Linked DNA regions of Mus musculus: regions 1 and 3 are each linked to region 2. The links are chromatin loops, found by intact Hi-C in ENCODE. Cell type or tissue: heart. All regions are shown on one strand. Links, peaks and the distances in the headings refer to the core of each region. The heading gives the core; the rest is flanking DNA.

Region 1 (10,391 bases), core at 1,054-9,053, 64 kb after region 2:
GCGCCACCATGCCGGGCTCTTTTCTGTCTATTTTATTGGAGTATAGTCTCCCTGAATGCAGGATCTAACACACTGGCATCCTGTTAGACATAGGGGAGAGAGGGGGGGAAGTGGGGGCTGGGTGGGATCAAGGCCAGGCGTGTGTCCAAGCATATATTACTGGGGATTGAACTTAACTATTTATTTTTAATTTTTTTAATTTTTTTATTTTTCGTGGAAACTACTCCATTGACCAGTAAACCTCTCTCTTTAGGTTCACTCAGATCTTCTTCGTCCTTTTTTAGAAAAAAATATTTTGAAAAATAAACATTTACTTTTAATTTTATTTTATGTGTATGGGTATATGTCTGTATACATGCATATGACTGATGTCCATGGAGGCCACAAGAAGGCATCAGACCTCCTGGAACTGGAGTTAACAGATAGTTGTGAGTGATCATGTGGGCCTTGGGAGTTGAGCTCAGGTCCTCTAGAAGAGCAGCCAGTGCTCTAAACCCCTGAGTCGTTTCTCTTGCCTCTTACTTTATTTTTTATTATGTGTATTTGTATGTGTCAGTGTTAATTTATGTCACACGAGTGCTCTTGGAGGCTAAGGACAGCAGGCTCCCCTGGAGGTGAGGCAAGCCTGGTAGGAATGCTGGGTATGATATATCCTTAGTCCTCTGGAAGAGTAACAGTGTCCTTAACCAGGGAGCAACTCTCAAGTCCCAAATCAGCTTTTAAAAGATTAATTTATTTTCTCTTAATTTCATACTCATATATGATTCTCCGAGTCTTTTTGACATCCTGTTAGAGGTTTGATAGTTCCCTAGCTTTCAGATCTAATAAGGCACACAAAATAGTAATTTGTACAGTTTTTGGCTTTAGACCTGAAAGTGGCTGTTTTTTTCCTCAGGAGGAAATCGTAGTTAGTCTTTTGAGCCAGTAGCCTATGTGCTTAGAATTAAGGTCATCGCTGCTCAGTTCATTTTGTAATTTTCTTTGCAGTAAAATTATTTACACTTAGGGTGCATGTATTCATGCCTTTTTATCCACCTTTTAATTGAGGTATAATTCGGATCACATGAAGTCCACCTTTTAAAAAAGTACGCAGCTCAGTGGTGTTTAGTATATTCACATGTACAACCCTCATTGTGTAATTGTAGATTTCCACCCTTTCCCCATAAATACAACCTTGAACCCACAAAAGTCACTCCATATTTTTCTCTCAGTACTTGTACTAGCAATGTTATTTTCTGTTTCTCTGTATTTACCTCTTAGTATTTGAATTTGTAGCAGTTTGTGCCCCAAGTTTTTCAGGTAGCCTAATGTTTTTTATCCATGCTTTCATGGGTCACTATTTCTTTCCTTTTTATTGTTGAAAAGGATTCCATTCTATATATGTTGTTCATCTTTTGTTTGCTACTCATTTGAGTTGTTTCTATTCTTTGAGTATTATGAATAATGCTGCATGAATGTTTATTTACAAGTTTTAAAATAATCTTTAAATTTAAGAATTAATCTTTCTGCATAGCCCTGGATGTCCTGGAGTATAAATAGATTAGCTTGGTCTCTGACTTACAGAGATCTACCTTCCTCTCTCTCCTAAAAAGTGTTGGGATTAATGGCATATGCCACCGTGCCTGACCTAATTTTTAAATTTTTTCAATTTCTGTTTTTCTTTTTCACTTTTGAGGTGGGTTCTTGCTGTATTGGTCTCCAACTCAAGTGATAGTTGTGTATCTGGGACTATAGATGCATACTACTGAGCCCAGCTTCTCAGTGTACAAGTTTGTGTAGACATATGACATGCTTTCTAGTCTGTTGGGCACGTGCCCATGAGTAATATTGGTGGGAAATGTGACCATATATCTCTTTTGGGAACAGCAAACTGTTTTCACAAAGATGTACTCCTGAGGATTTCAGGTTCTTTATATTCCACTGACATTCTACACACAGGGAATAATTTAAAATGCATGCCTGTATATGTATGTGGGCAGGTATACATGTGTGAGAATCTTAGCATATTCAGGAATGCCATCCGTTCCTTGCTTGCTGCTGTCATTAGCTTGCAGCTCACCAGCTAGGCTAGACTGCCACATCAGTGAGTGCTAAGGATGCTCCTGTTTGCCTCCAAAGCCTTTTGATTGCCGGTGTGTGCCACTCTGCCCAGCTGTTTATATGGGTGCTGGGCGTCAAACTCAGGTCCTACACTTTTTAAGTTGAGCACTTAATGACTGAGCCATCTCCCCAGTTCCTCTATCAATATTTTTGGCATTTATGTCTTGGCACTGGAGTTATAGTTTTAGTTATCTAATAGTATGAAAATATATCACATTTATCTCTTATGTTGATTAAGATAGAGCAGTTTGAGTTGTAAGTATATAAGCTCAGTCACAGGAGACTTGCCTATCATGTAATCAGACTTTGGGTTCAGTTTACAACTGCATAAAACAACAAAAACAGTAGTTTAAATGTGTGGACGATGCTCTTGTCTTCAGCCAGACAAGTAATAGTCATCTGCAACAACCTTGGTTTCTTTGTGTTCTTTTCCCCTGTGGCTTATGGGGTGAGGAATCCACTTTTCTTCTGGGTGTCCATCGGTCAGTGAGAAGCCCTTGTTTGTGTTTGCTAAGGCAAGGCTTGAGGAACTTCCTCTCACCGTCAGTAAGACTGGGGAGTCTGGCACACTGTTGGTTTGTGTCCCTGCTGGCTTGTAAGTCTAGTGTTTGTTGGATTTGTCACTTCCAGTGGATCTCAGTGGCTTCCTTGCCCCTTGTCTTCCAGAGTATTCTATTAAAGCCCAGCCCAGCAGCGGCACTAGCCTGGCCTCCGATATTCCCTCTCAGTGACCTAGTGCTGCTCTCACAGTGCCTAAGGTTGGGGCTCCCACCAATGCCATCTTTTGTTTTTGTTTTTTTAAATCAAACTTCAGCAACCAAAAATACTGGGTGTGTCTGATGCTAATCTACACAGAGAAAGACTTACTAAGGAGAGGTGACAGCACCTTAGTAGACCATCTTTGCATTGCTAGTTGGGTGTTCTTTTGTTCTTAGAGACACAGGTGAACTATTTACATAATTGTTCAGTAAGCACAGGATATGAAATAATCAGGTAATTGATTTATATTCTACCCAAGTCAGTTTGTTTCCATAGATGGGAAGATCCACTTTCTAAGATAAGCTACAGAGATATCCTGAAACACTAGTAGAATACTGTGTTTGCTGATTTTAATTATTGCTTGTTTTATCTTTCTGCAAGGTTTGTAACAGTTGAAAATTATTGTCAACACAGGAATATCAGTGTTTTCACATTACTTACAGAACTAGTTAAAGTTAATAATGTTTTCACAAAGGTATTACTCAGTTTGGAACCAATGGTGAGAATTTAGCTGGCTGATACTCAACTTTTTCTGGGCTGACTCCAGTCAATTTTCATGTGTGTATATGCAGTATAGCCATTTAAGGTATGGCCAATTAGGGGAAAAACTATTGCTAAATTTGCTTTTTTTTTTTTTCCCCTTCCTAAAGTAAAAGGTCTCAAGCAGAAGAGAAAGAGTAGCCTTGTCAGAGACTGGAGAAGGACGCAGCCGCTCCTGACCTGGCCTGGTCATGGTAAGTACCAGAAATAAGGAAATTAGAGTCAGACTCTTGATAATAGTGAACACTAAACATCTCTTTCTGTTTTGTAAGAAATAATTTCATTTTTTTCCTATTCCCTAATTTATCTCTGTTTCCTTTGTTGGATCCTCAGTGCCAGTCGAATATGACTAGAAGAGCTGCATATGCAGCGCAGTTTAATGGAGGGAGATTGAAATATCTACTTCTTGGAGTCCAGGATTTTCGTTTCTTCCTTTACTAGGAAACTGGTTTGGGGTATAATTCAGTGCTGAACCACATGCTGTCACTTATGTGAGGCCCCAGGCTTACTTCTTCCCTTTCCCTAAAGTAACCGTAGGAATCAAGGCATAGTGAAAGTGATTGTGTGTTTATTTGGTGTGTGGAGATGATTGGCAGAATTGGGAAACATTCATTGTAAAATGTATTACAAAATAAACACATACTATAGAATGGTACATTGAGCTAATTAACATACGTGATCACACATAACACACATTCTATATGAATTTATTAGATGGAAGCAGTTCCCTTCCTTTCCTATTGTGTTTTCAAGACTCGTTGACCCGATGGCAGGTGAGGTAGCTGTGTACATCCTGCCATACATTTCACTTAAGAAAACAATGGGCATTTCAGTGGCATCTGGACAGTAGGCAGAAAAGATGGAAGAGATGGAGCACAGCCAGCTACCTCTCAGTAGTCATAAGGACATAAGTAAAGCTTTGAGGGCTAGGGAAGTTATTCTCTAGATTGTCTAGTATCTGTGCACGTGCGTGCGTGCGTGCGTGTGTGTGTGTGTGTGTGTGTGTGTGTGTATGTATTGTTTTGTCTTACCTAAGGTGTTTTGGCTGGTACACAAAGTGGTAATTGAAAATACCATGCTATGAGTTGGCGAGATGGCTCAGCAAGTAAGAGCACTGACAGTTCTTCTGAACGTCCTGAGTTCAAATCCCAGCAACCACACGGTGGCTCAGAACCACCTGTAATGAGATCTGATGCCCTCTTCTGGTGCATCTGAGGACAGCTATAGTGTACTTGTGTATAATAATAAATAAATCTTTGGGCCAGAACGAGCAGAGGTCTTAAATTCAATTCCCAACAACCACATCTCACAACCATCTGTACAGCTACAGTGCGCTCATATACATAAAATAAATAAGTAAATCTTAAAAAAAGAAAAAATGCCATGCTAATTTCAGGCTTCATTAGGGACCTGTGGAGAATGCTTTTCAAAATTAAAATTGAAAACAAAGTAAAAAAGCACCCACCCCCAGTTGTGTAGTTACATCATATTAAAAGAAGGAAAAAGGTAATTCCTTCCTTCTTAAAGGTGGGCCAGTATTCTCAAAATTTGTGGGCATCACAATTTTCTGATTTAATCTTGTACCCAAAGCATGATGATGTTTTTAGGTTTTTTTTTTTTTTTTTTTTTTTTTGAGGGGTGGGGGATGGATAGTATACGAGACAAGGTTTTTCTGTATAGCTCTGGCTGTACTACAACTTGCCCTGTAGACCAGGCTGGCCTGTCTCTGCCTCCTGATTGCTGAGATTAAAGGCATGCCCACAACCAACCAGCTTACTATTTTTTTTATCTAAAGTATGTTTTTATTTGCCCATAGTTTTCAATAAGCTGGAAATGTGCTTTCCTGGTATTGGCATGGTATGTACACCAGTGCTCACGAGTGGCAGTGGGACACCAAAGCTGCTCTGTTCTGCACTGAGGGCTTACCCTTCACTGTGTGCCACATGACCAGCAGTATAGTCCTCTTTCTGGTACTGCTGAGGTCTCTGTGGTGCTCAGCACAGTCTTCTTGGGGTTCCTTCTGCCCCAAAGCTCTGGAGTAGGATGACCACACATTATAAAGGATATGTCTTAGTTACTGTTCTGTTGCTGGGAAGAGGCACCATGACAAAGGCAGCTTATAAAAGAAAGCATTTAAGTGAGGATTTGCTGACAGTTCTACAGGGTTAGTTAGTTCTTCATGACCATGGTGGAAACATAGTGGCAGGTTGCAGGTATGGTGCTGGAATGGTAGTTGAGAACTTTTGAAACCTCAAAGCCCATCCACCCCCAGTGACACACCTGCTTCTTGTATTTTTTAAAAATGTACCAGATATCCTAATATCTTGGTACTCAGAGTCTGGTAATACCTGATACAGTTTGCATCAGTATGTCCTCAGATTAGGGATATCTTTTTTTTTTTTTTTTGGTTTTTCAAGACAGGGTTTCTCTGTATAGCTCTGGCTGTCCTGGATCTCACTTTGTAGTCCAGGCTGGCCTCGAACTCAGAAATCCGCCTGCCTCTGCCTCCCGAGTGCTGGGATTAAAGGCGTGTGCCACCACGCCCGGCTAGGGATATCTTTATCAGTCAGACTTGTGTCCTTATTACAAATGCCTCAGAGAAGTTAACAGTATTGGTCAGCCACCCCTGGATTTGGGGTGTGTCACCGGTGAGGCAGTATGTCAAGGTGGGAACATGTGATGGAAAAAGACCACTCACCTGGTGGAGCCCAGGAGACAGAGAAGAGGGCCTGCCTCTCAGAGTTTCTAGCTCCCTGCTGACAGTCCTTTGTGCTAGCACCAAACCCTTTAACATGTAGGCCTTTGGAGAGCCCTTCTACAAACCATTGCAGTAGTAATAGATCAGATGAAACACTTGGGGAGGGAGGTATTTTTTCTTGAGCTTTTCTGCTTGTTTCAAAATGGTCATTGGGTTAGTTTTATAATTATGTAAGTAGGCATGGCAGAAGAATCAAATATGGGTGACTAGTAGAAGTTTTAAAATTATTAAACATTGTGGGATTTTTCCAGGATGAAGAGATGCGGCATAGCCTTGAGTGCATCCAGGCCAATCAGATCTTTCCCAGGAAGCAGCTGATTCGGGAGGATGAGAATCTTCAGGTAAATTTAAACTGTGTAATATGTGTTTAGCCTTATAGTAATGATGGAGCAAAACTAGTGAATTGAAGTAATGCAGAATAGACACAATCCTTAGCTGTACTTGGAAAACATTGTTCCTTTTTGCAAGTTATTTCTTAAAAGTTCATTGTTTGAGATGATCATCTGTCTCATCATTCCTTAGAAAGTCTATAACTTGGGTACATAAAGTATAAGCCATCCTTTAGATTTTTGCTTTAACTTGTGGGGCAGAGGGTTCTGTTTCTTTGCTTACTGACAGTTTACTCACCAGGCATATTTTTCAAGACTTGGCTTTTTTATTTTTTCTGCTCTGGAACTCTGAAAGGTTTCTTCTTCTGTTTTTCAGGTTCCTTTCCTTGAACTTCATGGAGAGAGCACAGAGTATGTGGGCCGTGCTGAGGAGGCCATCATTGCTCTTTCTAATTACAGGCTTCACATCAAGTTCAAGGAGTCTCTTGTCAATGTAAGTGATACCAGCTGTTTTCCCTGTAAGGTAGACAGAAAAATTAAGAGGTGAGAGTCTACATGCTTAGGTGTATGAAGGTGTTGCATGCTGCGCTTTCCTTTCAGTTACTTTCATGCTCAAGGATATCAGGTTAATAAGAAACTCTTATGCTTATTTAAAATAATGTGCCTTATCTGCATGAGGCCATTCATGGTTAATAGTAAATAGTCTATCCCAGGTACTGCTGTATTGTTAAGCTTTATAAAGGTGTAAAGATTGTGCAGGCCTTTCCCTAGCCCCCATACTATTTAGTAGTTAGCAGCCGCTTCAGTTGAGATTATTTATTGGGTCTTAGTAATAGATGAGAATATTGTTCTTTGAGCTCACTACAGATTATCATACTGAATAAACTTACTCCGGTGGCTCTTTAAGCAGATAAGAATAAATGTTAGTATGCTGCTTATTTGCATATTGGACCCTTAACCTAAGGAAAGGGAAGTTGAAGTTGCCCTGTCTTGGTTATGAGGTCTGCTCAGTAGAGCTGGCTCTTCAGTTCACCACCACCCAGAAAGGCCCACAAGTTCACAGATTTCTGCCAGTGGGAAGTGTTCTTCCTCTTTTACTTGCCAGTCTTCTGGCTTTCTGTATTTGAGTGTCGGTGCAGTGTTGTGATGCTGTCAGAGCTCAGGCCTACATTCAGATTATGTTTATTTATGGGAATTCTTTGAAATCTGTTTCTTGCATTCATGTTATTCACCTTCCTAGTTTACCTAACTATCAAGTTGCATTCTTTATGACAAGGTCAGTGGCTGTCATTTTTGAGTTGGCATTGAGTATTTGTTTATTTATCATAGTTAACACATTTATGTTTCTGAGCATTTTGGCCTGACTTTTTCTACCTTCCTACTCGATTTGGATTATGTCTAAATTCTGTCCATTGGTATACACTAAAGTCATCAAGGAAAAAGGAAATGTACTATGTTGACAGTGTTCTAGAGATCAAAAGCACCTTGGGGAAGAAGAGGTTTATTTCATCTGGGTGTGGCTGAGCTCTTCTTTAGTCCCAGCACTCATAAGGCAGAGGGGAATCTCTTAGCTGGAGGACAGTCTGGTCTACAGAGCAAGTTCCAGGATAGCCAGAGCTATACAGAGAAACCCTGTCTTGAAAAACCAACAAACGAAAGGTTATTTCATCTTAGAGTTTATAGTCTATCATTGAGGGAAGCCAAAGCAACTGAAGTAGTACCCAGGGGTTATACTGCCCACTATAGACTGTGTTTTCCCACATCAAACATTAATCAAGAATATGCCCACTGGCCAATCTAATGGAGATAATTTCTCAATTCAGAGGGCCCCCTTCCCAGATTGCTCTTGTATGTGTCAAGTTAACAAGAATTAACCAGCACAACAAGACTTCATTTGGATTTGAGCACTCATGACCAGTGGGTAAAGGTAGAAGGGATAAAATAACAGCTTTGAAAATTCCCTACCATATCCTAGGGAAGTGAGTGACTATACTACTCAACTTAACCTTAACTCTTTCTTCTTTAAATGGTTAGAATCAGTGCACTTGTAACTAAATTGCCTGTGAGAATAAGAGTTCATCTTACTGCACTTTCCCCTGTCCCATTTATCAGCTTACTGGATTTGGCTAAGTATGTAAAGGTCTATTCTTGGGTTTGTTTGGGAATCAGGTCTTTTGGAGAATAATGTCATCCACTGCCCTAAGCTTTCATTTTTTTATTTGTTCTATGACAGTCATAGTATGCAGCATGATGTCCTTGACCCTGTCAGCTGTTCTGTCCCCACTTTACTAGTAAAACTAGCTTCCTGGACCACTCAGGCAGACCTCATAGTTTTGCACATTTTCCCTTTTTTCTCTCCTGGGGAACTTCTCTTCATCTCTCAGAACTCAGTTCAGGGGTAACTTCCCCTGAGAAGCTTTGCTCAGTCCCATTCCCTTCCTGGCAATAATTGTGCTCAGTGGGCTGCTTCTATATCTTAACATACTTTCGCAGCATTTATTGGACATGTAACTCTTTGTTTTGTCTTGTCTTTGTGCCTTCAGGATCCAACATGTTTTTTGATGCCATGCAATTCAGTAAATGGGCAATGGGTTGAAGTTAGTGTGGATCTGAAATGAACATTAGATCACTTCTCCCCTTTTGGGTTTTTAAAAAGATTTATTTATTCATTATGTATACAGCAGTTTCTTACATGTGTGTCTGAAGACCAGAAGAGGGCGACAGATCTCATTACAGATGGTTGTGAGCCACCATGTGGTTGCTGGGAGTTGAACTCAGGACCTTTGGAAGAGCAGTCAGTGTTCTTAACCGCTGAGCTATCTCTCCAGTCCCGCCCCCCCCCCCCCCTTTTGGAATTTAAAACAATGTGCTTCTGTGAATAGGCCTATGCCATTCATGATTTATCTCTTACAGTAGCTGACTGGTTGTAGTCTGACCTTTTTTCCCCCAAAGTGTAGTCGGTATATACAGTGTTTCAGAAACTGACTTCTGCACTTACTTTAATCCATCTCCTCATATCAAGCATTCCTCTAGCATTATAACTCTCTTAAGTTTTAGAGCCTGTGTGTTACTTCCAAAACCCCAGGTGCTGTGTTTGTGTAGAAAAATGATTGTGTAAAATTATCTTGACATTGTAGGGACTATGAACATTTCCTATTAAGAGAGCCCAAGTTAGTGCAAGGGTTCCTGAAGCCCAAGGTCAGGAAGCAAAAGGCTGGCTCCTCCTGCAACAGATACTCGATGGATGGAGGCCAGAGGATGGAGAGGGGTGGCCTCTCTCTCTGCATCCCTCTACTCGATCTTCAATAGATAAGTATGAACAGCAAAACACAGGAAATCAAGAGACCCTATTAAAGGTTATTTTACCGAAATCACGCACATTTAAGCTATTAGAACCCAAATGTGCTATCTCTATTGTGGCATGACCCACTTTGCATTATTTAGTACTTCAGTAAATGACTTGCCATTAAGTTTTAAATAGCTACCCAATATCAAATATTCTCTTAATTTCACAGCACATTGAGTGTTTATAGGTTTGGGTACTGTAAGCACTCGTACTTTACTCTAGACAATCTGAGTAAGCATCAGGCTCACAGTGCTAGGGTGAAGTACCTCTGTGACAGAGCACTTTTGTAGCTTTCCTGCTGTGTGCAATCTTCTACTCTTTAGTTTTTCTAAACTATATTTCTTTGAAGCTTACAACTAAATGTTCAGGTAGGATTTATGAACGCATAAAACATGTTTTGTTGTGTAATTTGACAGACTGATTCACAGTCTACTGCTTCTGAAACCCTAGTGCATGGCTGAGACTCAGGTGATGGCTGCTTCACTGTTTGGAACAAGTTGGTTGTGAGTGTTGAATACTTACCTTGCAATTGTGTCTCCACTGCATGAGTCTCTTCTTT
Region 2 (10,391 bases), core at 810-8,809:
AAGACAATCTTGTCTCGTACAAATAAGATATTTGTGGGTATTTTTTTCCTCAATGTACTAAGACTTGCCAGAGTCTAAAGTTTCTGGCTGGGTAATTTGTACCAATGAACTTCTAGCATTCTGCTGCACTAAAGTTCATCGGTCTGTCTTCCACTTGGAATGGTACCGTCTGGTAGCATGAGTTGATCCTATGTAAAATATTAGTTCACTGGTTTATCTGACTCTCTTGGCTCATTTCATCCTGTGTTATGAAATATTCACTTTTGCCAGTATTACCACTCATCTCAGTATAAAATACTTTCATTTTGAGACAGGGTTTCTCTGCATCCTGAAACTTGCTCTTCACACAAGGCTGACCCTGAACTTAGGGTCACCTACCTTACTCTGCCTTCCAAGGGCTGGGAATAAAGGTATGCCCAACCTTCAATAGAAAAGACTTTATGTCTCATGAAGCAGTTAGACTTATGATAGGACATTCACATTCCCGAAAATCATAATTAAGCAGTAATTTTATCACTGGTAACAAGTACAATAAGTTGTATTTGTCAGAAACATAATATATGTTTGGTGACAAGCCAACTAACCAAATATGAGAAACTGGATGTTGCATGATAACCATTCTTTCCTGTAAAAATAGTGTTCCTTCCTCGAGGTAATTTAGGAAACAGCTGCTTGTAGGACATCACATTTTATTTGAGAGTTCTGAAAGCACTGGGGGAGGAGAAGGGGAGGGGTACAGAACCACTGGGGTGGGAGAAGGGGGTACAGGACACTGGGGTGGGAGAGGGGGTACAGGACACTGGGGTGGGAGAGGGAGGTACAGGACACTGGGGTGGGAGAAGGGGGGTACAGGACACTGGGGTGGGAGAGGGAGGTACAGGACACTGGGGTGGGAGAAGGGGGTACAAGACACTGGGGTGGGAGAGGGGGTACAGGACACTGGGGTGGGAGAGGGGGTACAGGACACTGGGGTGGTATTAGATGCCACTGGTTAGTTTGCTTTAACATGACTAATTGACCTGTGAATTTCAGCTCAATAACCTGTTAAAAAAATGTGCATTATATGGAATTTCCATATCACCATCTGGAAGAGTGAAAGGCTTGCCGTCAAAGAGCAAATAAAATTAGGCCTCCCTTTTTCCTCAATACAGGACATTCTTTTTTTGTTTGTTTGCTTTTTTGTTTTTTTGTTTCTGTTTTTTGAGACAGGGTTTCTCTGTATAGCCCTGGCTGTCCTGGAACTCATTTTGTAGACCAGGCTGGCCTCCAACTCAGAAATCCGCCTGCCTCTGCCTCTCGAGTTCTGGGATTAAAGGCGTGCACCACCATGCCCGGCCAATACAGGACATTCTTAAGTGAAACTGCCATATTGTTTAGTACCAGCCCACTTTGTTAAGGATACAATGGCTAGTGGAACACACTGTACCACCGCCTTGATTGGGACAAAGCACCAGCAATGAACCTGGTCCTTTTGTGCCATTGGTATAAATATCAACATGATAAGAAGACAAGCTACTAATTGGTATTATTATGAAAAGACTTTGAACCAAATAGAGCCCTGAGCGTTTCAGGTTACCTGAAGAACCTGTGGGCCATGCTTCAAAAGCCATTGCTCTACACTGAATTAGAACGGGAATGAAATGGATCCATTTCCACCAGTAGGGGTACCATGTGCTGTCAGAAAAATCCTGGGAGATATTTTTATACTTACTGGAAATTTTAATTCAAGCACACACAGTGCTATGCTTGCCTTGTTTTAGATTCCTACCACTGAATACAGAATAAAAGTAACGATTTTGATAATGGCATATGCATTACATTGTTTTTAAGAAAATGATCACTTTCAGGCATTTTTGCTGAAGTAATTATATTCTCCTTAAATGTTATCAATGTCACTGTAATCTTATTTTGAATATAGAAAGGTTTTTTTTTTTTTTCCTGCTTGTTAAAAATAGGGCCTGGTGTGCGCTCAACACACACGCTGTATCCTCAGCCCCTACAAAGGGAGTTTTCCAGGCCATGCAGAGTTTGCTCTTTTGTATTTAGAGACAATTTCCTAATATCTGCCTTCCAGGCTTCCAGGAGTGGAGAGGAAGGGAAGTATGATGTGCACAGATGTCCCTCAACATCAGATCACTTGAGTTCAAACTCTGGCCTTCTTGTTTCATCTACATCTAAGGCTGAAGTGGTTTGGTGCAAGCTAAAAGATTCGGTGCACACCATGAATTCAAGGGTACAGTAAAATTTCTTCAAACATTTTAAATACTGGTCGAGGATTCAGTCAAAGATTTCCTTTCTCACTCCAGATCAAAAAGCAAATTGTTATTGTTGATAAACAGAGAGGCAAGCGACAAGCTGATCCATGTGCTCTTTCCATGTGGACTGTGGGAGCTGTGGGATTGGTGGAGCAGGTGTGAATTTCCTGTTGCCTGAGTTGTTTACCTGGAGCCACTTTATCAGTGTCCAGCCATCCAGCAGGGATTGTCCTGGCAGTGAAGTGCTAGCTCCAGTTCAGGTTCCCCACTGCTGGCAGTCTGTCTGTCTACTCTGTGTGTCCTGTTGTCCATCTATTTGATGCTCTATTTTTTTTTCTTGTCCCACAAAGGCCATGAGAATATACACAAAGGGAAACCAGGACAGTGGATTATAAATGAAAGTGTATAGTTTACTGCTATCACTACCAAAAGATTTTTTTTTTTGACCCAAGAGGTGCAATCATTGTACTTCCAATTTAGCCTGTGCTTTTCTAGTGAAGGTGAAAACGGAGACACAATCAGCTGCATTGAAGAGGAGGAAGACAGGTCCTTGGAGGGCGGTGGGAAGTCTTTGCTAACTGATCTGTGATGTAGTGCCTTCCTTGACCTTCCTTGAGATTCTGTGATGTGGTGGGTAGCCCAGAGAGTAATAGGACAGTTTGTGTTGTTATCTGGGCCTGGGTTTGAAGTTTAAGTTAAATTCAACTTATTCTGGGTTTTACTTTTTTTTTGTTTGTAAAATAAAGATAGGCCTGACCATTTATGAAGATTCAACTAGATAAATATAAACACTTGCTCTTCCATAATTAGGAGATTTGTCTGGCTATTGTGTTGTGCAATTTTAGGTTCTGGAGACATAATGACAAATAAGACAGCATCCTTTTTTTCTAATTATTCTTAAACTCCAGTGGGGGCAGAGAGGCAATAATGTTGAATACAAAGAAACAAATAATGGGGGGGGGGAGATAAACAATTTAACAAATACAGGGATAAATTTCATTTACTTGTCTTCTGATAAAAAATCAAGGTCATGTTAAAATTCATCTAAGGAAGTGAAATATCTTTGAGGATTTGTTAGGACCTAAGCCAGTAGATCTCAACCTTTAAACGCTGTGACTTTAATATAGTTCCTCACGTATGCTGACTCCCAACTTACTTTCCTCGCTAATTTATAACTGTAATTTTCTACTACCATGAATCATAATGTAAATATCTGAGGTTCAGGATATTTGAGACCCCGAGGACTGCTGACCTAAAATAAGGTATTACAGTGTTAGACTATGGGGCTCTTCTGGAGGCCAGTCAAAGTAGGGATTCTTTTCCCCCTTGCTTTTCTTTGAGCACTGAGGTTTTTTTTATTAGGAGCTGGCGTTGAGGCAGTTTGAACTTGTATTCTGGGCATAACTTATAGCACACTATATTTACATGCACGGTATTAAGTTAGTTTTATATTGACTATACTTGCTGGGGATATAATATCACTACTGTTCTTAGTTTTAATAGAAAGTAGAGTAAGCTGAAGTGCTGTCTTGGTCCATTAAGTTGGAAAAGAAGCCTGAAAAATCTTTCTAAACCTTGTTTTTCTTTTTCTTAATTCGTAACGGTTTATTTATTCACTTCTCATTTTTCTTTTCTTCCTCCTGACGCTTCTCTGCAGCCACAGTCTGGTGACTTGCAGCCCCGCCCACATCCTGGGGCGTGACCAACGAGCCAGGCCCCGCCCTCGCCCATCCCGTGACGGCCAGTCTTCCCCCCCGCCCCCCATCCCACAGCGGACAGCGCGCCGGAGCGTGCGCGCGCGCCCCCGCTCTCAGCTCCGATCGGTCTCGGGAGCGCGCTCTGTGTGGCCGCTGCCGCCATGTTGTTGTGGTTGTGAGAAGGCGGCGGCGGCAGCGGCGGCGGCGGCGGCGGAGCAGCCGGCGGAGACGCTCCAGCGGCCCAGGCGCTGGCCCCCGCCGACCCTGGCTGGCAGCCTCCTGGGGTGGCGGAGGAGGCCCTGCGGTGGCGGGCCTCGCCATGTCCTGCCGCCTGGTAAGAAGCCCACCCTCCGGCTCTGGTGGCGAGGAGGTGCTGGAGGAGGGGCGGACCTGGGCCGAGTGCGGCGGCTGTCACCGGCCGGGGAGGCGGCGGCGGGCCGAGGGCTGGGTTGGCCGCGGCCTCCCGGGGCAAGCTCTCAGAATGGAGCACCGAGGCCCGGTCGGGCGAGTCGGGGGAGGCGGGGTCGCCGAGCTCGGCGGCCATCCTGAACCTGGCGGTGGGTAACACTCGGAGTGTTGGGAGCTGCGGCTGGGGCGCCCTGGAAAACGCTCCCGGGCCTCCGGGAGGTGAGCGTGTGGCCCGAGGCCCTGGTCGAGACCGTGGGAGTCCTTAGTGGCGAGAGGCCGGAGGTCGTGCTGTTGGAAACCACGGGCGAGCTGTGCGGGCCTCAGCCTAACTGCAGCAGGGCATCCTCCTGACCTGGTAGTGCTTGAAGGGGAACGAAGGTCCAGGGGTGGTTGGAGGAGCTCGGGGAACACTGCTCAAGTAGCTCTGCAAAAGATCAGTATTATTTCTTGGGTTGAAATTGTACTGGATGTATTGCATTTCATGACCCAAGATGGTATTGTTGGGGCCAGAAAACTTATTTCAAAAATTGGAAGTAGAGTTTGCACACTCTGTTAGGCCACCAGGAGTCAGATCATCTCACTTGTGAGTTTTACACACAGGTTTCTGTTAGATATTAATGTTCAGTCATTGTCAGAATGAAGTTTACGTTTTTATTCTTCTTACTATCTTGACATCCACTTGGCTTTTTGACATTTAGGGTCTTTTTTTTTTTTTTTTTTGTATTAAAAGTGCATGTGTTCTTGTAGTGGAGGCTCAGCCTCGTTCCTCTTGTGAACAGTGAGCCGTCAGAAGTTACGATTGAATGGTAGATGGTTCTGTATCAAAATGATCTTGTTTGTGGGGATGTGAAGGAGGCCTTCTTTGAGATTCTGCAATGTTTCTGTGTTTTTTACTTGGAAACCAAATAACATGCGTTGATGGCCAGTGAAAGACTTCTTTTCCATGCTTGACTGAGTAGAAGAGTTTACAGAATGACACCGTTGTGGGTAAACACTATGCAATATGTTATTAAACTAAATTTGGAAGCTTCTAGAAGGTTAGAGTGATTGCCTATGAAGACATATTTCACCCCTACCATTTTTACTTTTTAGGTAACTGTGAGCAGCATAATGAATTTGTTCACAAGGCATCAGAACACATTTTATCAAATTAAATGTTGTATAGCTGAACGTATGTCCAAAAACCTAGAGGAAAATAAAGGAAGTGAGGCCTGAAGTCTGCTTCTGGCCCACAGAGGGGTCCTAAAGGTGCTTTCTAACATGCCAACATTGTAGTTACTTCTAAACCATCTGGCTCAGGTTTCCAGTAAAGTGGAGGGTAGCAGGGTGTGTTACAGTCATTTGAGACCAGGGTTGTGGACCTGGAAGGTGTACTGTAGGTTGTGACAAGTTCTTGAAATTTGCTCCAGGCTGTGAGGTATGGTAAAGTCAGTTTAAAGACCCTCTTAACAGCACTAGTTTTTGCTTTCTGTGATAAAGTGGAATTCTGAGTTACCAAGAGATAAATTCATATTTCAAAGGTGTGTTGAGGATTGTTACAGTTTTGGAAGAGGTGGAAGAAAGTGTTAACAGTTGCATAGGGTTGTATTCTGACATATCATAGAGAGGCTCACCCAGTTGTTCACTAACACCAGAAACCTTGTCTGTTTTGTTTCCTGATAATCCCCACTACTTACCATAGTTCTCACAGAATTTTCTTTTCAGATTTTTTAAAAAAATCAAATGAATAGTATTGGTATGAGAAACACTAGTTAGTTATTAAAAATTACTTGATGTCTTACATTGAAGAGGGATTTTCATTCTCTTTTTAAGTCTTAATGCATTTAAAACTTTAGGTGTTGACACATGTTACTGACTTTATAGGTGGTATAGACAGATGGCCATTCTGTGCTGCTGGGTATATCTGGATCATTTGTGGCATTAATGGCTGTTGGGATATTACTTCTCTGTACTCAAGTTTCCTCATTTACATAATTTAGAACTCATACTGAGGCCAAGTTTTTACATATTTTAAGTATATATTTTTTAAAAATATGGGTATTTAAAAGAAATAACAACTCAGGCTAAAATTTCCAAGAGTTTGAGATGACTGTGGGCCAGCCACATAAGCAAGTACCACATTAGCCAGGGCTTTATAGGAAGATCCTATCTTAAAAATTGAAAACAGAAGCAGAAGAGATGGCTTACTGGGTAAAGACACATGCTTCAGGGGCTGACAACTTGAGTTTGATCCCCTGGACCCATGTGGTGGGAGGAGAGAACAAAACTCTAAGTTGTCTGACCTCCACATGTGTGCACTGACACATATGCACACACACACACACACACACACACACACACACGAGAAACTCAAAAAGAAATAAAACTCTTATAAATTTGTCCTAAGATTCCAGAAAGAGTATTCTGTTCTTGAGTTTTGCTTTTAGCTTATGGATTTTATACATTTCCCAAAAATGCTCAGGAAATTGAGTGCATGTTGCAAGTATGCAGAAACAGTACTCGTATGCTGTTGTAATTCTCTTTATGTTGAAATCGAGTCAATTTCACAGAGGGCACTTCATAATCTGGTATGAAGACACAATTCTAAGAATGTTTGGGAGAAGTTTGTGCACATTTTATGTCTAGTTGTTTCTTACGGATTACCCAGTTATATATTTTAAATAGTGAATTTGTTTTTATATTTTAGAAATTATGTCTATTTCTGAGTATGAGTGTAGGTGCACATATGCAATGGTGAACATGTGTAGGTCAGAGGACAGCTTGTAGGAGTTGATTCTCTCCATCATGTGTGTCTGAAACTCAGGTTGCAGGTTTGGTTGTCAGTGCTTCTATCTCCTAAGCTAGCTCCTTAGAGCATTGGTGGTGAATTTTATGTAATTTCATAATCAGTGAAACCAATTTAAAATGAAGTTTGAGCTAAGGTTCTCAGTAATTCAAGACTACTACATGCCATTGCTATTTTTAATCTTAATTTTGCGATCTTGATACTAGTGTGCTTTCATTTTCATTTTTTGTACTGTATGAAGAAACAAAAGCCTTTTAAAGTTGACATTTTAAAGTTTTATTTGATAAAAATAAAGATTGTTTTAGTGTGATAGTGGATAGCTCAGGAAGTCTCAAGTCTGCCTAGTGCTGCTCCTTAGCCCTTTTGTTTTTGGCAAGCCATAGAACATTCCCTCATTATTAAAGGAAGAACAATGTTTTCTTATTTCACAGGTTGTGAGGGAAGAGCAATGGAATGGCACATAAAAAACAAGCTAAATAATGTAATGATAGAATCCTATTGCATTAGAATTCTTTTTTTAAAAAGTTTTTCATGAAAGAGTTGAATTGTCTAGCTAGGCAGTGGTGGCTCATGCTTTTAATCCCAACACTCAGGAGGCCTAGGCAGGTGCATCTCTGAGTTCGTGGACAGCCTGGTCTACAGAGTGAGTTCTAGGACAGCTAGGGCTACACAGAGAAACCCTGTCTCATCCTTGACCTCCCAGTAAACACAATTGGCTAGTGAGCAGAAGTCAACCAGGAACATGTTAAATGCAGAATTTCCTGATGCCACTGGGAAGGCAGCTGAAGTGGAGAAACCCTTGAGTACTTGTATCTGTTACAGAAAGAGTCATGGGGTTGCAGGGGCTGCAGTAGAGTGGAGCCCGTCTTGCAGGGTGAGTTCTTGTTGGGAACTGGAATTGAAGTAAAGCCATCAATTCAAATGCCATAAGGATCAAGTGGAATACACTTCACTGTATTTGATCTCTTTCTTATTTTGGAGCTGTGATGGAAGGTGGTTGGAGCAAAGAGCTTAGCATGTTCTGTGTAAAAGTTATAGAAGTGTGTTTTTGTTTCTTTTTAAAGTTTTTAAAATTTTGTATGTATGTGGGTATACCATGTATGTGCAGGAGCCTGCAGAGGTCAGAGAGATGTCAGATCCCCTGGAGCTGGAGTTACAGATGATTATAAGCCTCCATATGGTTTCTGGGAACCAAACCCAGGGCCTCTACAATTTCTCCAGCCCCAGAACTGTATTTTCTGAATGGCAAGTGGCATATTGCAGGGTAATGAAGTCAGTGTGGTTACTGAAAAAAAAAAAGCATTAAAAAGGATAAGTCAGTACATTGCTAATGATAAAACTTGATTTGGGAGTTCTTTATTATTATTATCTAAGTTTGTACTGGGCGTGACATACACCTTAAATCTGGAAGCAGAGGCGTGAGGATTTCTGAGTTTGAGTGTAGCCTGGTCTACAGAGTGAGACCTCTAGGGTTGCATCCATATGTGCCAGTATATATATGTATGTATGTATGTATGTATGTATGTGCATTTGAGCAGAGGCTAGAAGTTAGCCTTTGGTGCCAGTCTTTGACGACTGCTCATTTTGTATTTTGAAACAAAGATTCTCTTTGGGACCAGTGCACTGTAGTTGAGTTTGTTTAAACTGACCAGCAGCTGGCCTCTTCTCCAATGTTGGGATTATAATCACGAACCACCAACACACAAAGTTTTAGGTGTTATTTAGGGATTGAACTCAGGTTTTCATGACTGTGTAGCAAGCACTTTATCTATTAGCTATCTCCCTTGTAACTCTTTTAGGCTTAAATTATATATATGTATATGTATATATGTATATTCTTTTTTTTTTTTTTCTCAAGACAGGGTTTCTCTGTGTAGCCCTGGCTGTCCTGGAACTCACTCTATAGACCAGGCTGCCCGCAAACTCAGAGATCTGCCTGCCTCTGCCTTCCAAGTGCTGGGATTAAAGGTATGCGCCACCACTGCCTGGCTTTTGCTATATTTTTATTGTGTGTGTTCATGTGTAGGTATGGGTATGTAGGTGGGCATGTAGAGGTCAGGGGACCACTTGTTGAAGTCAGTTTTCTCTATCTTTCTTGTTGATCCCAAGATTTCAACTAAGGTTGTCATTCTTGGCAGTAGGCTTCTTCAGCTGCTGAACTATCTTGTTAGCTTAAAAATGTCTTTTTTTCTTAGTGTAAAAATAATTTCATTTATATAACCTTGTACTTTGCATGTAAATTCATTTGCCCATTGCCCTTTGCTCCCCACTTCCTATGGTACCCTTTTTCCACCTCTTCTGACTTCATGTCATTCATACACACACACACACACACACACACACACACACACACACACATATGCATATATCCGTATGATAACATGTATATTGTTAAATTTAGATTCCACATAGGATGGAAGATATATTTACCTTTCCCCGCTTTTACCCTCTCCATCTTTCTTTTTTCCCCCCTTTCCTCACATCTCTTCTTCTCATATAGTTTGCTTTTAAAGTAAATTTATTTCTGATTCAGAATGTTATAGTACATGTTCATTGTAAAAATCCTACAAGATATGCTGGGTGTGGCAGTGCACCTGTGAAATCTCAGCACTTGGGAGGTGGGTGCAAGAGGATCAGTTAAGGCTAACTTTATCCCTAGTGAATTTAGAGCCTGCTTGGGCTACAGGAGATTTTGTCAGAAAAAGCCAACAAAACACATTCCCAAGCCCAAGCAACCAACCCAGTGTCAAACCAGTTGAATCATTCCTAGAGAATGCATAAAAGTAGAGGTGTCTAGTCGACTTGACTTTAACAGTCATTAACTCTTTTATAATTTGTTATCAATTGGAATACTTACAAGAAAAGCTTTCCATGGGAAATTTATATTCTCATGATGGAGATTATTCTGTGATCATATTCTATAACCATAGTTTACAATAATTTTTTGTTAATTTACATTGCCTTAAATTTTCTTTTAAATAGTGCTCTGATGAACTTGTGTGGACATTTTCTGCAGCTATGCTGTTTTCCTAATCTTGTAAGTTTGCTTCTCAGGTCAAAGGATATGGTTGTTCTTTTGTTGTTGTTGTTTTTGCTTTTTTGAACAATGCTTAGAACCTCCATCCCTTGAAATAGAGGTGTTTTAACATTTGGATGTATTGAAGGTACCATATTGATAGGATAGACATCTTAATTTTCCATCAACATGTTAGAACCCACTTCCATGCATTCATACTAGCAGTTTAC
Region 3 (10,391 bases), core at 1,028-9,027, 110 kb before region 2:
CACGATGCTTGGCTCAACAATCCCGTTAAAAAACGAAATTTCATTTTCCCCGAGACAGGGTTTCTTTATGTAGCACTGGCTGTTCTGGAACTAGCTCTGTAGACCAGGCTGAACCAGAATCAGAGATCCACCTGCCTCTGCCTCCCAAGTGCTGGGATCAAAGGTGTGTGCCACCACCACCTGGCTTAAAAAAAAGTTAACACTGGGTCTCACTATGTAGTCCTGGCTGGTCTACAACTTGCTATGTAGCTCAGGCTAGACTCAACCTCACAGAGGTATGCCTCATCTACCTCTCAGTTACTGGGATCAAAGGTGTGTGCCACCATGTTCCTAAAAAATGAAAAAAAGTTTTATTTTATGTTTAAACATGTTTATTTTATGTGCATTGATGTTTTGCCTGCATGTATGTCTAAATGAGGGTGTCAGATCTCCTGGAACCGAGGTTACAGACAGCTATGAGCTGCCATGTGGGTGATGAGAATTGGACCCAGGTGCTCCTAACCATGGAGCCATCTCTCCAGTCCCTTAAAAACTGAAAATTTTAACTTGAAAGATTAAAAAATAAAATTAAAGCTGGGCAGCCGGGCGTGGTGGCGCACACCTTTAATCCCAGCACTCGGGAGGCAGAGGCAGGCGGATTTCTGAGTTCAAGGCCAGCCTGGTCTACAAAGTGAATTCCAGGACAGCCAAGACAGAGAAACCCTGTCTCGAAAAACCAAAAAAAGAAAAAAAAAAAAAAAGGGAAAAATGAAAGCTGGGCACAATGGTGCACGCCTTTAATCCTAGCACTGGGGAGGCAGAGGCAGGTTGGATCTCAGTGAGCTGAGGCCAGCCTGGTCTACAGAGCAAGTTCCAGGTCAGCCAGGCTAGGTAGTGACCCTAGTCAGTGGTTCTCTACCTTCCCGATGCTGTGACTCTTTCACTCACTTCCTCCATGCTGTGGTGATCCCATGCATAAAATTATTTTTATTTCTATTGCATAACTGTAATTTTGTTACTGTTATGAATCATAATGTAAATATCTGTGTTTTCCAATGGTCTCAGGCAACCCCTGTGAAAAGGCCATTTGACTCAAAGGAATCTTTTTTTTTTTTTTTTTTTGCTTTTTCGAGACAGGGTTTCTCTGTGTAGCCCTGGCTGTCCTGGAACTCACAGAGATCCGACTCTGCCTCTGCCTCCCGAGTGCTGGATTAAAGGCGTGCGCCACCACGCCCAGCTTCAAAGGAGTCTTGACCCACGTGTTGACAACCTATTTCAACAAACAAACCTATTTAAATAAGTAGAACCTCTCTGGGTATGCTGGCCCATGCCTTTACTCCCAGCACACAAAAGGTAGAAACACATAAACCTCTGAGTTAGAGGCCAGCATGGTTTACAGAGCAAAGCAAATTTCTGCCAGGTCTACCAGAATTCTATAATAAAATCTTGTCTCAAAAATAATAATACAGGGCTGGAGAGATGGCTCAGCAGTTAAGAACACTGACTGCTCTTCCAAAGGTGTCGAGTTCAAATCCCAGCAACCACATGGTGGCTTACAACCATCTATAATGAGATCTGACATCCTCTTCGGATAGTAGTGTCTGAAGACAGCTACAGTGTACTTACATATAATAAATAAATAAATAAATAAATAAATCTTTAAATAATAATAATAATAATATGGAGCTTAGTGGTGGCACACGCCTTTAATCCTAGCACTTGGGAAGCAGAGGCAGGCGGATCTCTGTAACTTGAGGCCAGTTTAGTCTATAAAGTGAGTTCCAGGTCAGCAAGGACTACACAGAGAAACCCTGTTTTGAAACAAAAACATCATCATCATAATAATAATAATAACAACAACAACAACAGGAGGCTGGAGAAATGGCTCAGCTGTTAAGAGCACCGACTGCTCTTCCAAAGGTCCTGAGTTCAAATCCCAGCAACCACATGGTGGCTCACAACCATCTGTAACGAAATCTGATGCCCTCTTCTGGAATGTCTGAAGACAGCTACAGTCTACTTACATATAATAAATAAATCTTAAAACAAACAACAACAACAACAACGAAGCTTGAGAGAAGGCCCAGGGGTTAAGAGTACTTGTATCTCTTGCAGAGGACCTGGGTTTGGTCCTCAGTACCCACATGGCAGCTCACAATTCTCCATAATTCTATCTTCAGGGGATACAATACACAAATGTGGTACACATATATATACAAAGGTAGAGAAAACACTCATACACATAAGATAAAAATACTACATCTTTTTTTTTTTTTTTTTGGTGTTTTTGAGACAGGGTTTCTCTGTGTAGTCCTGGCTGTCCTGGAACTCACTTTGTAGACCAGGCTGGCCTCGAACTCAGAAATCCGCCTGCCTCTGCCTCCCGAGTGCTGGGATTAAAGGTGTGTGCCACCACGCCCGGCTACATCTTTTTAAAAATAATCTTTTAAATATAAAAGTTAAGTCAAAACAAACCACCTTTAATTCCCTGCCTTCTGAACTAACTTGCCATCAACCAAATCGGTTTGTTGTAGGTCTCCTGTCCATGCTCAACAAAGCTTAAGCAGTCTTTTCCTGAAGGCTCACCACTTCCTGGTAGGCCTAGAAATCAGTTCTGGGTTTAAATTGACTAAGTAATTAATTAAGAGGAAGAGGCTCATGTAGTCTAGGCTGGTCTCATACATAATGTAGCTGAAGATAACCTTGAACTTCTGTTCCTGCCTCCACCTCCCTCGTGCTGGGAGCATATAGTCCTATACCATCATGTCCAGTTTGAAGTCCTTATCCCAGGCTCACACTGGTCCTCTGAACCTCAGAATCATAGCCCCATTTGTTCTAGATGTTTCTACTTCATATCTAAGGGACAACTCACACAAAACACAACTTACAGAGCTTGAGATCATGTTAAGAGCATGTAATACTCTAACAGAGGACCTGAGTTTGGTTTTTAGCACCCACATTTGATAGCTCATAACCTCCAGCTCCAGCTCCAGGGGATGCTATACCCTCCTCTGGATTTCTGTGGGTACCGACATTCAGGAGCACATGTCACCCCCTAACCTCCCATACATATGCATAATTTAAAATAACCAAAACCAAATCTATAAACACACAATTTACAGGTCAGGCATGATAGTGCTTGTCTATAATTTTAGCCTTCCAGAGATAGCAGAGACAGGAGGATCACCAGGAGTTAAAAGTCAGGCTGATTTATGTAGCTGGTTCCAGGCAAGCCAGAGCAAGTGTAAAACCTTTTCTCCATACAAACAAACACAAACCATTTAGTCTCTGTAGTCAAATCTTAATTTATCTCTAGATGTTAATTCCTATTTTTGTTTCTTGGTTTGGTTTGGTTTTTCAGGACAGGGTTTCTTTGTGTAGCCCTGGTTGTCCTGGAATTTGTAAACCAGGCTGGTCTTGAACTCTGAGACCCACCTGCATCTGGAGTGCTGAGACTAAAGGCACCCACAACCGAGCCCACCTCTTAATTCTACCTTTCTTGCACACTTCTGCTAGCTTGCTCTGTCTATCCTACCTACCAAAATGCATCTCAAATCTGACCATTATTCTAAACCTCTCTACTCTAAATTACCTACCTCTGCAATTTCTTCTCTTCAGTTTTTGCTCTAGCAAGAAGTCAGAACGATAACATTAAAATGTAAATAGACCTCAAAGCATTCCAGCTTAAACCCATTCAGTGACTCCCTAGTGCAATTAGGAAAAGAATGACTCCTTACCCAGGACGGGATTCAAGGCCAGACTAGAGATGACTTCAGGCCACCTACTCATTAGAGGCCACTCTACACTTTCTCAAGCACCCCAGCAGTGCAGTTGCCTCTAGAAACATTATCCTGTTTACCCTGCTACAATATATTCAGTCCTCCATTAAGCGGCTACTCAGGTTTAAAGAGCAAGCAATCCGTCCAAGCATTTGGGTTTTCTCTTTTACAAAGTATTAGTTTCCAGAAGTGCTGGGCTTCCCCATCGCCCACGCACCACGGCCAGAGCGCTCCAGGAGAGCTGGGAACCTTTCTTTTACTGGGGATCATCTCAAGACCCCGAGGGGATACTCAGAAAAGTACGGTGCCTTTTACAACCAGGTCACCCATCTCCGAAGCCGGGGTTCTTGGCTTTAAAGCCTACGCTCTGGAGAACAGGAAGCAAGTGCAAAGCCACTTTCCCCCCTGAGACGTGGCTTAAGAGTTAGAACTGCAGGACCCGACTTTTGCCACCCCCAAACCTACATCTGGAGTAGGTTCAAAGGACGTTAGGCAGAGAGTCGAGATGCAGCCACAGAAACTCAGGTTCCCTGCCTCTGTATTCACTCCCCATGCCAGAAAAAGCGGATAGCGCGGACTTAGAATGAAATGCCTACTCTTCTGATTGGGAAAAGAGCCTAAAACTTGGACGCGGATGTCTCACCAAAGATACCTGGTTCCGGGCTCCTCCTCTTGAGTCCTCGCGTTGCGCTCTGCTCGCTGGGATTTGTAGTCCTTCCTAAGGTACCGAGAAGGCGGAATACGAAGGCGAGACAGCACTGGGGAAGATGGGTAAGCTAAGGGGCTTTCGGGACTTGTAGTTCAAAATAGCCAAACGCAGGAAATGGTTGAGGAGAAAAACTGAGAAATAAGTCTTATCAAATTTTGGTTGTGTGGAATATGAACATTGTAATAAACTGTTACCCTGTGCACATTATCAGTTTCTTTAATGGTTCAAAATGTCGACTCTGAGATACAGAGAAACTACAATTCCCATAAAGCAGGGCGCGTTGAAACTTTTGGAGCAAGACATTGGGTTCTACGCAAGCGCAGTGGCGCGAGTTCGGCAGTGAGGCAACATGTCGTCGCCGACGATCCCTTCGCGCCTGTACTCCTTGCTGTTCCGCAGAACTTCCACCTTTGCCCTCACCATCGCAGTGGGCGCCCTGTTCTTCGAGCGAGCCTTCGATCAGGGCGCAGACGCGATCTACGAGCACATCAACGAGGGGGTGAGGGCCTGGGCCATCCTGACCTTGGGCCCGCCTGAAGGGTGACTGGGAGGGAGGTAGGACGGAACTCAATCAAGTCTTACCAGGTCTGGGGTGAACTGTGCCCGTTAATACATCTATTTCTCTTGACATGGTGCGAGGCCTAATTGGTATGTCCTGTCACACAGTTCCACATATTCATTTGCGAAAGCTAACTCCTGACTCCTGAGACATCAGAGGACTTACGGGTCTGAACCACTCCATTAAGTCGGTGGTGAGTTGGAACTCCGACCCCTGCCGTCCTTGCTAGTTTCAAGGGCAGATTTCAGCAAGGCAGTCGTTAAAAGTAGGTCTCCTTAGACCATGTGGCTGACCTTTTAAAATTGATGTTTCAGTTCCGAAGGCCGCCCACGTAGGCTCTTTGGATTAAACGTGAAGACTATGAAACCTCAAGCCCTAACTGGCAATACTGGACTTAAAGCACTTAACCGTGGTATTGAATAAAGGTCATAGTGGATCAAAGATCCTGGGATACAGATGAGGTGCTACCGTTCATACTTAATGATACCACTGAAAGATAGCATCCTGGGAAAATGTGGGGATGAATATAAAGTAGGAAATGGCGAGCCCTCTTTGACTTAACTGTCCCACACTCTGTGCATGTTTTATGTCAAAGGTTGTGAGAGTATTGGGGAAGGTATGTTACTGATGGCCAGCATGTTCATCGACTGGTTTCTTTTTCTCGAGACAGGGTTTCTCTGTGTAGCTATTGCTGTCCCGGAGCTAGATGGTAGACAAGGCTTGGCCTTAGACTCACCCTCCTGCCTCTGCCACCTGAGTGTTGGGATTGTAGGCCTGAGCCACCACCGACCAGCTCCTTCACTGAGTGGCCTTCCTTCTTGCCTTCCTTCCTTTCTTACCTCTTTTGGTTTGTTTTTAAATTTTGTTGTTTTAATTTTATTTGCTTATGTTGTGTCTGCATGTACATCATCTGTGCTAGGAACTGGACGCAGGTCCTCTGGAAGAGCAACCAGAGTACCCTTAGCCACTGAGTCGTCTCTCCAGCCCCCTCAGGGCTCTCTGACCTGCTGCCCAGACAGGCTCTGTCTACTAGTTGCTGTATTTCCTCTGGTGGGGTAGCTTCCTGTCCATATGAAAGTGTTGCCACTCTGATCTTTTTTTTTTTTTTTTTTTAAGATTTATTTATTTAGTATATATAAGTACACTGTAGCTGTCTTCAGATACTCCAGAAGAGGGCATCAGATTTCGTTACGGATGGTTGTGAGCCACCACGTGGTTGCTGGGATTTGAACTCCGGACCTTTGGAAGAGCAGTCAGCGCTCTTAACCACTGAGCCATCTCGCCAGCCCCCACTCTGATCTTTTATAAGCATTTCCAAGTATCGAAAGTTGTCTTAAGTACACTGTCAGAATTCCCCCATTTTCCCGTGCTTCTAGGAATGGGAATTGTGTAACCACTTTAGGTCTGAAGAATAAAAAGTGACTCAATGTGAAATTTGGGGGTGGGGGTGGGGGAAGCATTTTCTAGGTGCTGTTTTTTAATAATGAAGAAACTGGGACGTTCTTGCAACCTATCTTACTGTCTTGTACAAGTGCTGGTTTCCCTTCCCACCTAGTGTGGTTAATGGAGTAGGAGTGATTTGTTATGTTGCTTTTTTGTGTGTTTTGGTTTGGATTTTGATTTTTCAGACAGGGTTTATCTGTGTAGTGGCTGTCTTAGAGCCCACTCTGTAGACCAGGCTGACCTTGAATTCAGAGGCCCACCTGCTTCTGCCTCCCAAATGCTGGAATCAAAGGGTGTACCGCCACCGTCTAGCTCAGCTACATTGTTAACTCTTTCAACACTGATTTCTCTGCTCTTCTCTTTGGACAGCTAGAGTTATTGTAAAATGTGAGGACAAAGGTTAACGGTGAACTGCCTTGTGTTTTAAATGCAGAAACTGTGGAAACATATAAAGCACAAGTATGAGAACAAGGAGTAACACCCTGCCCCTGTGGGACCCGAAGGAACAGTCGCCGGTCAGCTGTTTGCCTGGAGTTGGGGCCTCAGCCTAAGGATGAGTTTCAAGTTGCCGTTCACCGACCGCCAGTGTGTGGGCAAGCTATGGCTCCACTGTACAAACAGACTCACTTCTGCTGTGTTTGAGTACAGCTGTCAGCAAATAAATGCAAAGTGCTCATGAGACCGGCTTTTGCACGAGTCCTTTATTAACTTCCTGATCTCCGCTTGGTAGTTGAGACCGTGCCCAAGCCCCATGCAAACTCCTGAAGACTCTACCATTTGGAGTTGTTCCATTCACGTCCCAAGAATCCTAGTTTGAACTCATCAGCCTGAATAGAGGTTATCTTTAAACCAATAGTCCCAGTCTTTTGTTCTTATTTAATATAAATGGGTGTTGTGGTGCCCAAGGAAGCATTAGATCTCCTGCAACTGGGGGGTACAGATGGTTGTAAGCTACGTGTAGGTGCTGGGAATTGAACTCAGGTCCTCTAGGAGAGCAGCCAGTGCTCTTAACCACTGAGCCACCTCTGCAGTCCCCCCCACCCCCCTTCTTAAATCACAAAGATTCTCTTGGCCATGGGAAAGCACCATGGTCTCAGCTAGGAAAAAGTCTTACCCTGGGAGTCTTGACTCAATCCCTGTCTCAGGCTGAAGTCTTCTCTTCTACCTTTTAACTTGCTGAGTGGCTTTTGGTAGTCTCCATGTCTCTGGGCCACAGCCTCCTGTGGGGTTCCTTTATGGAAAGATCAGTTTATGAGTGTGAAATTAAACCCAAGCCCAGCAGTTCTTAGCTGAGTGTACCAAGGGCCACACCCAACTCTGCTGGACCTGAGTCGCCTCATTATAATTATGATGGGGTTAATAAAGATGATCTGTTGCACAGAGGGTTTTGTGACTTTAAAACTGGTCTGAAGCCAGGTGTGGTGGCGCACGCCTTTAGTCCCAGCACTTGGGAGGCAGAGGCAGGCGGATTTCTGAGTTTGAGGACAGCCTGGTCTAGAGTGAGTTCCAGGACAGCCAGGGCTGTACAAAGAAACCCTGTCTCGAAAACAAAAAAAACAAACAAACCTGGTCTGAGAAAATTCGCATTGGTTAAGAGCACTTGCTCTTGCAGAGAATTGGGGTTTGAAACTATGCGTGAGTCAACTGGCCAGCTACAGAGGATCACACTCCTCTGACTTCCCTGGGCACGGTTCATTTTCAGACAGAGACACGTGCTCACATATAAATAAATCATCCTGGGGAAGTGAATGACTCACCTGCAGGCAATCCCCGAGAACCTGTAAGAGCCAGAGAGAGCCAGATAATCCAGAATCTTCTCTGAAGGTTGATCCAGACCGGGAAATCCATGCAGCGGTGGGAGAGACCCTAAAATTACCTAGTTTCTCTACTTGTGCATCTGTAGTCAGGGCCTGTCTGCCAGGCAGTGGTCGTGCATGGCAGTGTTAAAACCCAGCATTCCAGAGGTTTGCCACGACGGCAGGCAGATCTCTCTGAGTTGAGGCCAGCCTGGTCTATGGAGCTAGCTCTAGGACAGCCAAAACTATGCAAATTTGTCTCAAAAAAAGGGGGGGAGGGATCAGGGCAAATGACATTCTGTCAGTACATTTGAACTGAAGGAAGCAGAGGTCAATTAGACTTAGCAATAATTTCAAATCCCAGCAACCACATGGTGGCTCACAACCATCTGTAACGAGATCTGATCTCTTGTCTCTCTTACTTCTCACTCCCTCTCTCTCTGTTTTCTCCTCTCCTCTCTCTCCCTCTTACTCCCTCTTTCTCTCTAGCCTTCTCTCTCTCTCTTTCCCCCTGCATTTTTATAATAAAGCTCTAAAACCATAGACTGTCTCTGCTCATCAGGGCCCACTGCGCTTGGAGGATGGGACAGGCTTTCTCCTAATGAGCCATTTCTAATCTGACAGCCTTCCTGTGCTCCAGTCAAGATCCGCTGCACTCACTCTCACCGGTGTTGGAAACCTCTTCCCTCAACTTTTTCTCCCCATAACCCCGGTGGGCTTAGATCTGGGGCTTCCAGGTAGCGCTGCCCCTTGCCACTCCCCCCCCCCAAGAGTGGGTCAGAGGCTTAGATGCCCACCCGGGGATGAGTGGAAGGTAGCAGCCCTCCCATGCCTGACTGACCAGAGAATAGGTGGAACTCTGGCAGGGTGTGGGTCTCCCCTTCCCCAGGACATCCCCTATGTCCCTTTTTAGTTCCCAACAGTGAGCCACCCTGTGGTTGCTGGGATTTGAACTCAGGACCTTCAGAAGAGCAGTCAGTGCTCTTAACCACTGAGTCATCTCTCCAGTGCCAGACATCATTGGGCCTTAAGAGTCGTTAATTCAAGAAGATTCAGGGATGGGGGTGCTCAGCCTTAGAACGAATGCCTAGCAGTTCATGTGCAAAGCCCTATGTGCCATTCTTAGCACTGAATCAAGGAGAAGAAATCAGTGTAGACCTGCAGACATTACAAAGATTGGGGTGTGTTACCAGCTACTTTTCTGTGACTGTGATAAAACATTCTTGGAGTTTGGAAAGTTGGCCCAACGGTTAAAGAGGTTTGACTACCCTTCCAGGGGATCCTGGTTCAATTTCCATCATCCACATCATTACTGTGTAACTCTAGTTCCAATGGATTTAAGCCCTCTTCTGGTCTCTGTGGGCACTATATACCACACATACATAGTGCACAGATACACACATGGGGACACCACCAGTATATATAAAATAAAATTCAATAGAGCTAAAAAAAAGAAAAAGAAGGGCTGGTGAGATGGCTCAGTGGGTAAGAGCACCCGACTGCTCTTCCGAAGGTCAAGAGTTCAAATCCCAGCAACCACATGGTGGCTCACAACCATCTGTAACAAGATCTGACGCCCTCTTCTGGAGTGTCTGAAGACAGCTACAGTGTACTTACATATAATAAATAAATAAATCTTAAAAAAAAAAAAAAAAAAAAGAAAAAGAAAAAGAAAAAGTAAACCCTGAACCAAACAGCCTGGAGAGAGGCTGATGATCCAAGTCACAGCCATGGCTGCAGGAAGTCGGGCAGGAGCTCAGGCAGAAACCACTGAAGAATGTGGCTCACTGGCTAGCGCTCAGGCTTATACGTGATAACTTTCTTTTTCTTGAGACAGGGTCTCTTTATATACCCTTAGTAGGCTTGGAGCTCTCTCTGTACTCCAGGATAGTCTTGAATTCACAAAGACCCACCTGCCTTTGCTTCCCATCTGCTACCACTGCCTGGCACAGCTAATTTTCTTTTTCTTTCTTTTTTTTTTAAAAAGATTTATTATTTATTATATGTAAGTACACTGTAGCTGTCTTCAGACACTCCAGAAGAGGGAGTCAGATCTCGTAACGGATGGTTGTGAGCCACCATGTGGTTGCTGGGATTTGAACTCCGGACCTTCGGAAGAGCAGTCG

What was found. A loop is a pair of places that touch in the nucleus more often than their neighbours do. Peaks named below come from ENCODE experiments on the same cell type or tissue, not always from the same donor. Only the 100,000 strongest peaks of a DNase experiment are listed, where the experiment ranks them.
Region 1: it touches region 2 in a loop (2.0-fold over the local background); 5 of 42 quality-filtered maps call a loop at or near these places.
Region 3: it touches region 2 in a loop (2.2-fold over the local background); 3 of 42 quality-filtered maps call a loop at or near these places.

What each region holds. Positions count from the first base shown.
Region 1 is chr11:4,524,424-4,534,814 of GRCm38, reverse strand. Mtmr3 (myotubularin related protein 3) reads left to right here. Exons shown (of 19, transcript NM_001373897.1): 2 at 3,510-3,593; 3 at 6,409-6,498; 4 at 6,863-6,979. The coding sequence starts at 3,591. Among named protein-coding and RNA genes, the nearest start is that of Mtmr3, 65 kb to the left of the region's middle. In heart, for the core only: a CTCF peak has its summit at 4,607 (motif pointing left); no DNase peak of the experiment used is centred there.
Region 2 is chr11:4,588,498-4,598,888 of GRCm38, reverse strand. Mtmr3 (myotubularin related protein 3) reads left to right here and starts at 4,099. Exons shown (of 19, transcript NM_001373897.1): 1 at 4,099-4,286. In heart, for the core only: CTCF peaks have their summits at 1,665 and 4,897; a DNase peak (open chromatin) is centred at 4,038; H3K4me3 peaks cover 2,474 bases; H3K27ac peaks cover 2,151 bases.
Region 3 is chr11:4,698,732-4,709,122 of GRCm38, reverse strand. It overlaps Uqcr10 (ubiquinol-cytochrome c reductase, complex III subunit X), which reads left to right and starts at 4,779. Exons shown (of 2, transcript NM_197979.3): 1 at 4,779-4,966; 2 at 6,903-7,155. The coding sequence starts at 4,817. The coding sequence ends at 6,947. Zmat5 (zinc finger, matrin type 5) reads right to left here and starts at 4,467. Exons shown (of 6, transcript NM_026015.3): 1 at 4,402-4,467. Gm51883 (a long non-coding RNA gene) reads right to left here and starts at 8,679. Exons shown (of 2, transcript XR_003949632.1): 1 at 8,227-8,679; 2 at 6,931-7,700. In heart, for the core only: no CTCF peak of the experiment used is centred there; DNase peaks (open chromatin) are centred at 4,462 and 4,792; H3K4me3 peaks cover 2,755 bases; H3K27ac peaks cover 2,190 bases.